Regions from separate parts of the Homo sapiens genome. Here all the other regions are linked to region 4. A link is a loop called in an ENCODE intact Hi-C map of the cell type or tissue named here. Cell type or tissue: B cell. All regions are shown on one strand. Region 1 overlaps MDGA1 (MAM domain containing glycosylphosphatidylinositol anchor 1). Region 2 overlaps ZFAND3 (zinc finger AN1-type containing 3). Region 3 has its middle 11 kb from the start of MIR4462. Region 4 overlaps CCDC167 (coiled-coil domain containing 167).

Region 1 (2,500 bases), 170 kb after region 4:
TCATGTTTGAAATAAGCCAAGAGTTAAATCGAGTTTTTAATCAGGTACCCAACCTTCTGGACAGGACACTGGCACAACAGGCACAAGTCAGGTCTGTGCTGGGAAAGGCGGGCTCTACAGCCACCCTAAGAGGTGACCATAAGTATTTGATGTAAATTGAGATCTTACCAACCCAGGCTTAAAAGGCCAAATGGAATCAGGTGGAGAAAAATAATCTTCTGATGGGAAAAGTACCATCGAAGGAAAAAGTAGTCATTAGTCACAGTTTTAAACCTTCTTTCTTGCTCTGATTAAGTAAAAAGTCACAGAGAGCTAGTTTCTTTCTGTGAGGAGAGTCAGAAAGAAACTGACTGGTCAGTGAGAGATGAAGAGAGTCCATGTAATCAGTGACTCTCAGTGGAGTTCGGCAGAAGCTGTACTTTATGTTCAAGTGCTAAAGAGCTGGAAACAAGCCTGGATCTTTAAAAAGAACAACCAAAACCAAACAGGGAGTGTATATTCAGGGCAACTTGAATCGATGCTCTCAGGTAGCCAAAATATATTTTAAAAAAAAGAAAAGAAAACAAACAAAATCCCTAAAGCTGCACAAGCAGAAAAATTTAGTTTTCTCCTTAATTCAGAGTGTCAAAATCAAGATCATAGTGAGCAGTTAATTACTGAGGCTGAGGTTTAATAAGAAAAATGTTTATACTTCTTTAGACTGTGCTCAAAGTTTTGTATCATTTTTCATTTAGTAATTATCTTCAGATTCACTTAAATACTTCCCTAATAAATATTTCCATATAGGGCATATGGAAATGTGTGTTATTTTCACTTAAATTCAGTTAATCACATAGAAACCACTGTACAGGGAGAAAGCCAGGAAATTACTCTTGAAGCCTAGAATGTCCCCATTTAGCTTTTGCAGCCTCAGTTTCCCAATCTTAAAAAAAAAATGTAGGTAATCAATCCTAGCCCTTCCTACTTCTTGGATTGTTGAGGTTACATTTGGAAATGTAGATTGTCAACTGTCAATAAAGCTTTATACAAATTTTATTCCTTCTGCCATCTGCTGGCAGTTAGCTGAATTGCAGGGAAATCGAAGGGCGTGGAACATCCTCTGCATGACTCATCTACCAAGGAGAAGCAGACAGGCCCCTTTCCTAGTTCATTGGTAGCTCCCAAAGACCAGGGACCTTGTCTGCCTCACAACTTCCCTCCCACCCCTTCTGAGGCCACGTACATCGCACCAGCAGGTTGACAGTCTTCTTGGCAGGGTTGCCCACATTGTTGGTGGCTGTGCAGTTGTAGTAGCCAGAGTCCCGGGCCTGCACTGAAGGGATGCTGAGGGTGCCACCCTGGGCCAGAGCACCCAGGGGCAGTGGGCCAGGCCCATGGGACCACTGCAGCTGGGGGAGGGGATCACCGCCTGTCAGCAGACACTGCACCGTCACATTCTCCCCAGGGTTCACCACCAGAGTTTCGTTCACAGACAGCTTCAGGGCTGGTGGTGCTAAGAGGACAAGGAGGGGGGTCTTAGGGGACTGTGAGGCAGGGCTGGATGTTGGGGAGAGTAAGGGGCTAGGAAAACCATAGAGGCTGGAGAAGCCCTCAGGGGAGATGAGAGGGGAGAAGACGGAGCAGGAAGAGGAGGGGAGGGGCCAGACATTAGTGGCAGTGTGCCTGGAGTCCCTGTGGGGTGGGGCACTATCTCCTGGTTGGGAGTTAGCTCAGGTAGGGAAGGAGTATGGGGAGGAAAATGCCTGTACCCGTGGTGTTGGTGAGCCGGAAGGTGATGGCCTTGTCTGGGATGCCGCACACGTTACGCACAGACACCTGGCAGGTGTAGCTGGCATAGTCCTGGGGCCGCAGGTTCTTCAGCTTCAGGACCTTGGTCTCCCCCTGGGCAGCAGTGGACCACTGGGGTGAGGTGCCTGCTTGAGTCTCCAGGGATCCCGCATACTCATTCACCCAGCACCAGAGCCTACCACAAATGCCTGTCTAATTCCTCTCTTTCCATCCCCAACCCCACCCTCACCATTTAGCCCCAGGGGTCCTGAGCCTGGGGTGGATGCTACACTCTCCATAGCCTTGGCAGTGCCTCATCATGGGATTCTCTGGGTCTGAGGTTGCCCTTGTGCACACTGGCAAGTACCAGGCCTTGGTTTCTCCAGTCTGGGAAACGGAGGGGTAAGAAGGGAACTTACTCGTACAACCCACACAAACATGGGGCTGGCCTGCAGCCACCGCTGAAAGCCCTCCTTGGCAGAATGGCATCACCACCATCTCCTGGGACTATCAGGGCCCATGGGAAGAGGAGTCATCTCCTCGCCCCCAGATCCTGCTGTGCCTGGCCACAGGTTCCCAATACTCTGCCACCCAGCAGCAGACTGGGATGACCTGTCTGCCCCTAGGGGTGCCTTTTCCTAACTAGCAATGTTCCTGGAGGACATGTTGCCTCGGGGACACTCCTGCCCTCATTGCTGCTCCCTGACCTTTCCATCTGATTTTTCTGCCCCAG
Region 2 (2,500 bases), 530 kb after region 4:
ACACCTGATCAATTAAGAGGATTCGGGGAAGGTAAAACTTCATGTAAATCTTTGGAAAATGGTTTTAACCTGTTTCTCAGCTAATTAAAGAATACGTAGCTATATTTCTTGTCATTCTTTTTTTGGAAACTATAATATGAAAGTTCAAAATATAAAAAAGATACTTAAAATTAGACATTTGATAGTTGGGATATGTTATAGTACTTTGAAACAAATTCTGTAATAGTATTCAGAATTGAGATGTTTAGCACACACTGCGTCAGTTATGTTAAATGGTGGGGATGGGGTGTGGCAGGCAGTAGTGGAATGTAGAATGCTGCTGTATGCTGTGTAATGTAAGCATCTCCGTTCCTAGTGGAGAAGTTGCGTCGTGTTCTCAAGAAGCACAGAGGGAGACATTTGGTAAAGTACCAAGTAGTTGAATGAAATACAGTACATAGCAGATAAATTTTGTATATACTAACAAATCAGTAGCTATATTTGATATCCTGGGTAGCCGTATTTGATATCCAAACTATTAACACTTCATTACCCTGAAGAGCTTCCTCCTTTCTTTTTGATAGTATTTTTTTTTTTTTTTTTTTGAGTCGGAGTCGTGCACTGTCACCCAGGCTGGAGTGCAGTGGCGCGATCTTGGCTCACTGCAACCTCCGCCTCCCGGGTTCAAGGGATTCTTCTGCCTCAGCTTCCCGAGTAGCTGGGACTACAGGTGCGTGCCACCACGCCTGGCTAATTTTTGTGTTTTTAGTAGAGACTGGGCTTCACCATATTGGTCAGGCTGATCTTGAACTCCTGACCTCGTGATCCAGCCGCCTCGGCCTTCCAAAGTGCTGCAATTACAGGTGTGAGCCACCATGCCTGGCTGATAGTAATTTTTAATCTTTATGTGATGAGGTGTGCAGGTCCAGAAATCGTAACATGAATGGCAGTTAAAGGCCTTTGAGAAAGTAGGGGAGGGTGATGGATGCATCAGCCTCGGCCACCCTCTAGTGGCTGCTCTGACCATATTGCAACTTCAGTTGATCCTCTTAAGTGTACATCAGGAGGGGGAATGGCTGAGGGGCTTGTTGTTTTTTATACAAAATTCTTTTTTGTATTATAAAACATCTGGAGTAATCTAGAGGAATAACTTCAGTAAGGAGTTACCTTAAATATCAACATTGGTTATTTGGGTACTAGGATTATGGATGATTTTATTTTCATAATTATACTTGAGTGTATTTTCTAAATTTTACGTAGTCAACTTTTTGTTCTAAGTCAGAGAAACAGAAAGGAAGACTCACTGATCACCTCTGTGTGCCAGACACTGTTATATATATCATTCCTAATTCCTAATACACGAATTTGAGTTACATTGATTAGTATATACAAAATTTATGTCCTGTATTTTCAACTTCACTTGGGGCTTTAATGGAACACTATCATTCGCTAACATTTTTGTGGCACAGACTTCTTGCTGATGTTGTTTACCAGAGTGTCCTTTGATTCTACTTCAGTCTTGCCTAGTAAAGTCATCTTTCTCCCTTAATGAATATCTCACCTTCTTTCGGGACCACTCACCAGTCTGTGAACCTTCAAAACAAATACATTCCATGTTCTTATTCATGTTGACATATGTTTGATATAGTACATACTGCCGTCTGTTGTAGTTATTTGTGTGTATTGCCTATTTCCTAGCTTTGCATCCTACAGCCCCAGAACAACACATAGAAAGCACACAGTATTTGCCTAAAACCATATATTGGAAGCTTCTACCTGCCTCAGTTTGTGATGTAATGGTATTTGACTTATTTTAATCAGTTGCTTGGCATTGTAGCACATTTTCCTAGAACCAGTATTTCAAATGGTGTGTAGGTGCCTAAGCCCTGAAATACTGGTTTTAAAACTTAGCCACACATTTAAAAACTGGAGAGTTAAAAAAAAAACAAAAAAAACCTCCAATGTCCAGGTTACACCTCATACACGTGGAATCAAAGTATTTGGAATGGAAGCCAGGTATCAGTATTTTTAAAAAAGACACCCCATGTTATTTGGATGTTCAGCAAAAGTTAATGAACCACTACCCTATTTAATCTATACTGCATGGGTACTAAAGTTAAACTCCTGACATTTAAAGTTTTGCTTTTGGGGAAAATACTTTTCTCAAGCCAGATGCAAGAGGTTTTGATGGCATAAGACCTACAGATAACTAACAGGCTTATTTAAGCCCAGGTATTTATTGTTAAAGGAGGTATTTGTCCAACTTACTCTCAAATAGTTCCCAAAAAATGTTTGCAAGGGGAGAGAGAGAGAATGAGAATGGTAAAGCAAATGGGGGCAAAATGTAAACGGTTGCTGAATTCTATAAAGGCTGTATGGGATTGACTAATATTAGTCGTGCAACTTTTTTGTAAGTTTGTAAAACTTTTTAAAAGTTTTGTTAAAAAGAGAGAGAGAATTTGTTAACACAGATAAATCACTAATTGGTGAAATAGTAGAGATTTTTGTTTGTAATTTTACT
Region 3 (2,500 bases), 82 kb after region 4:
TGCAAGCTTGTTGGATGGTGAACAAGACGCTATGATCTGAGCCCTGCCTCTTTCTCTTGCACCTTCGCCCTGGGACTATAGAGCTGTCTCCACTCCCCTCACACTCCGTGCCTCTCTGCCTTTGCTACACTGTCCCTTCTGCTTGGAATTCTCTCTCTGCCCCCTCCAACCACTGGCCAATCCTGGACAACTTTCACTGCTTCTTAAAGTGGTGTCACTTCTTCCAGACAGAGGCACAGTAGCCAGGTTTTATTTTTGGTTTGTTTGTTTTTAATCTCAAGGGGAATCCGGTATGTGAAGCAGAGGACGGGACTTGGCCATTGTTTGGAGGGGAATCCGGTACCTAAAAAACACCCCCTCCCCACAACACTTACACTACCTTCTCTGCATGCCTTGCGTTCCTCCTTCCTTGCTGTTTTCCCTAACTCTTCAGGACTGAGAATCCCCTGGGTCTGATGGTGGCTACAGCCTTGCAGCTGCCAGACTGGTGTGCTGAGCTAGTCACTTCACCTCTCTGTGCCTCTCTGGCTGGGCTATCTGATTTTCTGTTTCCAGAGGCCCTGGGGTAGGGTAATAAGTGGTTACTAAAAAGAACTGTGAAGGCAAATCTCTGAGGCAGCAGCGCCTGTCTCCGTTGGAGGGCTTGAGTCTGTGTGTCTGGCTTCCAGTGGACACAATGAAACCTTGGGCTTAAGCAAGAGATCTTTTGTTCCTGTCGTGACAGCTCCACCTCCAGACCCCAGCCCTCCCTGAGGCTGCTGCTGCCGGGGCTTGTGCTCCTGCTGTCTCCTCCGCAGCTGTGCGCCACCTGCCTGGGAGATGGAGCTGAGCTGGAGCTGAGGGAGGGGTGCATCTGCCTATGGCGGGGGCTGGGGAGGGGCTGCCGAGCTGTGTCAGGCTGCGACAGGCCCCTCACCCCAGCTGGGCTGGGCAGGTCCCTTGGAGGGCTGCTGGGAGCAGCAGCAGCTTCCTCTGAGAGAGGGTCTTATCTGCTCCAGCACCCGCCACCCCGCCCAGCCCCCATGCTTCCAGGAGTTAGCCTTGCCCTTTCCAGAATAATAGCTTCCCTCCCCGTCTCTCCGCTCCATACCAGCTGGCTCTGGAAAGAAGCTGGCGTCGGGAAGACCCTGAGGATTGGGGGCGGTGGGTGGTGACAGGGAAACGATTTAAAACAGGGCAAGAGGGACAAGCAGAGGGAGTGACGGAGAAGGCGCACACTGGCTCCTGCAGCTCTGGGAGGCGGCCGGGCTTCAAAGACTTGCTCCGATGCTAGGCAAAGCAGCCCAGCAAGAAGCCTTTTTTCTGCCCTTCCTTGGGGAGCAGTTTTCAACCAGGGACTTTATTTAGGAAGGGAAAGAGAGAAGGGGAGTGGGGAGGGGTCACGTGGGCTCCGCTGTCATGGAAACAAACTCTAGGAGGGTGCCGGACAGGCTGCAGCCTGCACCCCCTCCTCGCCCCTCTGCGCCATGCCCCGGCTGTGGGCGCCCCCGCGCGGCCACCATCAGAGCAGCACGCCACCGCCCCGGCTGCACCCAGGGGCCTGGAAGCCCAGCCCTGGGCAGAGGGAGGTCAGGGAAGTGAGGACCCTGATCAATGGGCCCAGCCATTCCTCATCTCTCCACACATCCATCACCCATCCACGCACCGGGGCTCCTTCAGCTTACCCCCTCCATCCTGCCACCTACCAGGGACACTGTCAGTGGTCAGTGGAAGCCTCTGGGTGTCCATCCATTGACGGTTACTTTTCCTCTAGCCCCTTGTGCCCAGGAACCCCTCTTGGCGTACATCCCTCTGTCTTATCTCATTAGGTGCCTGTCCTGCCTCTCCTCTCCTTGCCTATTTAGTAGCGATGCATCTATCAGAACTCCGGAATCAGTCCTTCCAGCTGCCCCTGTGTCTGTTGTCTCTGAAACTCTCTCCCTCCATCAATCTATATGTACCTACCCATCTATTACTCTGGCAGCCACCTATACATCATGCGGGCCCCATTATCCATCATTTATCTGCATATGTATCATTCATGCTTCCACCTATCTATTATCCATAACCTCTCTTGCAGCCTCTTTGATGTCCTGCACTCTGCCATCAGGGTTAACGCTGTCAGGCCTGCTTTCCCCAGCCCCAGAGAACAAAGAGATCAAAGGGACGTGGAAGGAACAGAGAGGCCACTGGGGGATGGTTAAGAGAGCTAGGGGCTCAGAGTTGAAAAGAGAGTGGAAAGACCCAGAGATGTGTCAGATGAAGCTGTTTTGCTGAGAATTCCATTCATTATCTCATTGTCCCTCTTCCCCCACCTCCCAAAAGATCAAGAGGACCTGAGTTTGATTTGCAGCAGGAGAGACACAAGTGGTACTTGTTGGCCGAAAAGGTGGTGCTCTTTGGAGGAAAGGCTGCTTGTGGCTGCAGTGTCTGTATGGAGATGGTCCAGGCTTAGCGAGTCATGGGGCCAGGTAAAGATGGAGATGGAGCTGTAGACTGAGGCCAAGAAGGCCCCCACCAC
Region 4 (2,500 bases):
AACCCCCCAGCAGGCCAGGGAGGCAAGGCCTGGGCCGCCAGGAAGCCATGCTTGAACACTAGGTTGGGAGGGGAACACCCCAGCACCTTGGTCCTATTGAGGCTTGAAGTGCCTGCTTGATCCTGATCAAGGGGCCAAGTGGAAGCCTGTGCTGGTTGTGGGGAAGTGCCAGGCTCACATGGTCCAGTAGGCATAGACGAGCGTCAGGAGGATAAAGATGGCCACAGAGAGCAGCATGTTCTTCCGGTTCTCTTGCCGAAGAAACTTCAGTTCCTTCTCTGGGAGGAAAGAGGGTGATAGGGATAGGACAGGCAGTTTAGGCCCGTCTGTTCTGCTCTGCCTCTCCAACGAGTGGGTACACACTGCTGAGGGCAAAGACGCACCCTTCCAGCCACCTCCTTACCCATAAAAATGACTCTGCCCTTCTTAATCTGCCCAAATCCTGACACCCTTTTGGCTATAGAGCCAGCCTGATAAAGTCCCAACGCCCAGTGCTGCTCAACTATGGCTCTTTAAATGTGGTTGAGGTTGAGGGTGAGGTGGGTGAGGAGTCACCAAAAATGCCACACCTGAAAGCCAAGCTAGGAGGTGGTGTGACCGCCAGGTGAGTCTGCTTGCCTGTCATGGGGTTGGCTGTGGTGCTCATCCTTCAAGGCATCTCATCCGCCAACCAGAAACTGAGGGCACCTGGGGCCTCCTTGGGCCTGACAGTGGAGGAGGTGCTAGGTGGGGCCACGTGTTTCCTGAGTCCCTGCCCTCTGCCGGGTGCCTGGTTGAGCAGAATCTAGGGACGCTAAGATGCAGTTTGTGTCCATGAGGCAGCTGGTCTTGACTCTAGAGGAAATCAGTCCTGCTGCTCTATGGCCACACTTGTATCAAAGTATCCCCTCCAGGTGACACGCAGGTAGGGGGTACTCTGTGAGGGCTAAATTGAGTGGTGGTGTGGTTTTGTGTGAAAACCGCTAAACTTGAAGGGAAACTAATGTCCCATCCCTGTCTGTGCTGGGCAGTGGGAAGAGACACCTGCAGAGCTGCTCTGGGCAGGCCAGACTGAGTCCAGGGCCCAGGGTGCACCGGCCCAGACATGCTGAACTCCAGGCAGGGCTGGTAGGTGTGCACTGTGCCTACGGCATTCATCAGACCAGCGCTTCTGGGGGACTCCTTGCCATTAGAACCTTCCTGGGGCTGATTCATGGCCAGGCCTGGTCCCCCAGGGGAGAACAGAACCGACAAGTCTGAGGAGCACCTATAGACCGTGGTCCTCCCCAGCCTTTAGCAGGGAGCCCACCAGCCTGCCAGCCGCCCTCTGGCGCCCCGCCGGGCCTGGCCTCTACCTGCCTCTGCCCCCAGCGCCCAGAAGGTGGCGGCATCGCTCCACCCACAGGAGCCCTTGCCGTACCCAAGTGGGAGGTTCGGCTTCCTTCACCCCTCACTTCCCACTGCATGGTTTTCCTGGGAGGGTGTGGTGGGTTGGGGTGGGGTGGGCTGGGGCGTGGGGAGAGCAGACTTCCGATGTCTAGGTGAATGATTGTCTCCTAGACCTGGCCACGGCCACATCCCTTCATCCCAAAGAGCAGACAGACCCACAGGCGGTCTCATCCTCCCTTAGAACAAAGCAACAAACCTGCTCTCCCGCAGGCTGCTGGACCTAGCAGGGGTGTCTGCAGCCTCTGGGGGCTGGTTCCCTCCCAAAGAACCCCCTTGCTCCCTGCTGCCTTGTCAGGCCCCTTGGGCTTCTGACCCTTCCTGGTTCTGGGGACTGGAGGCTGGGGCTGGTAACTGAAAGGAACTTTCTTACCGTAGTTGGAGGCTTTGTTCATTAGGCTGTTTTTCTCCTTCTCCAGGGACCTCCTGTGAGGGGAAAGGAGCTTCATGGACCAAACCCTTTTCCTTTTCCCCACCCGAGGGGCAGCTGGCATGCCAGTTGGCAGGGCTTGGGTCTTGTTCGGCGGCAGGGGGGGTGTGCACTGAAGCTAAGATGTCAGGGACCCAAACCCTCTGCCTCAGGCCTACTTTGGGGGACCCAGGATAGATACAGGGGGTGGGGGCCTGATGGGGAAGGGTGGGGTGGCTGGGCAGGAGCATTACCTGGCCTCTGGGCTCAGCTCCCGGCTGTGGAGTCTGGAGTTCACGGCCTCCAGGTCTCTCCGACACTGGGACAGCTTCTCCTCTAGCCCATCGATCTGAAACAAAGGCCACAGAGAGGTGGGCTGCCGAGGCTTCTAGCTCTCAAAACACTGGGACTGGGAAGCAGGGCCTCCGGGAGTCTTCTTGGACAGGTGTTCCCCCCATTCGTTTTGGCAGGGCAGGGCACCCAGGCCTGTCTTCCCTGGAGTGTCTTTGTTTTGCTGTCCTCTGCCTCCACGTGGTTCAGCTCTGAACTGCACAGGACAGTGGCCTGAGCCACACTGTAAACAGTAGTGGGTGTTGCCCAGGGTCTCACAGCTGTCCCAGCCCTCTGGGCCAAGCACAGGTTGGGGGTGGAGAGGAGCAGCCCCTT

Evidence for each region. Peaks named below come from ENCODE experiments on the same cell type or tissue, not always from the same donor. Only the 100,000 strongest peaks of a DNase experiment are listed, where the experiment ranks them.
Region 1: it touches region 4 in a loop (20-fold over the local background); 3 of 110 quality-filtered maps call a loop at or near these places.
Region 2: a loop joins it to region 4, with 24 times the contacts of the local background. A loop is called at or near these places in 4 of 110 quality-filtered maps.
Region 3: it touches region 4 in a loop (25-fold over the local background); 78 of 110 quality-filtered maps call a loop at or near these places.

What each region holds. Positions count from the first base shown.
Region 1 is chr6:37,653,052-37,655,551 of GRCh38, forward strand. MDGA1 (MAM domain containing glycosylphosphatidylinositol anchor 1) reads right to left here. Exons shown (of 17, transcript NM_153487.4): 5 at 1,749-1,881; 6 at 1,223-1,492. Among named protein-coding and RNA genes, the nearest start is that of MDGA1, 44 kb to the right of the region's middle. In B cell, a CTCF peak has its summit at 1,041 (motif pointing left); a DNase peak (open chromatin) is centred at 1,060; H3K27me3 peaks cover 209 bases.
Region 2 is chr6:38,011,813-38,014,312 of GRCh38, forward strand. The region is part of intron 2 of ZFAND3 (zinc finger AN1-type containing 3); the gene reads left to right. Among named protein-coding and RNA genes, the nearest start is that of ZFAND3, 190 kb to the left of the region's middle. RefSeq lists a silencer at 781-1,075. In B cell, CTCF peaks have their summits at 991 (motif pointing left) and 1,197; a DNase peak (open chromatin) is centred at 959.
Region 3 is chr6:37,565,029-37,567,528 of GRCh38, forward strand. No RefSeq gene overlaps it. Among named protein-coding and RNA genes, the nearest start is that of MIR4462, 11 kb to the left of the region's middle. RefSeq lists an enhancer at 1,174-1,323 and a silencer at 1,454-1,613. In B cell, CTCF peaks have their summits at 1,490 (motif pointing left) and 1,689; DNase peaks (open chromatin) are centred at 523, 715 and 1,393; H3K4me3 peaks cover 702 bases.
Region 4 is chr6:37,483,012-37,485,511 of GRCh38, forward strand. CCDC167 (coiled-coil domain containing 167) reads right to left here. Exons shown (of 4, transcript NM_138493.3): 2 at 2,089-2,183; 3 at 1,799-1,851; 4 at 1-278. The coding sequence ends at 175. Among named protein-coding and RNA genes, the nearest start is that of CCDC167, 16 kb to the right of the region's middle. In B cell, CTCF peaks have their summits at 1,350 (motif pointing right) and 1,553; a DNase peak (open chromatin) is centred at 1,360; H3K27ac peaks cover 351 bases.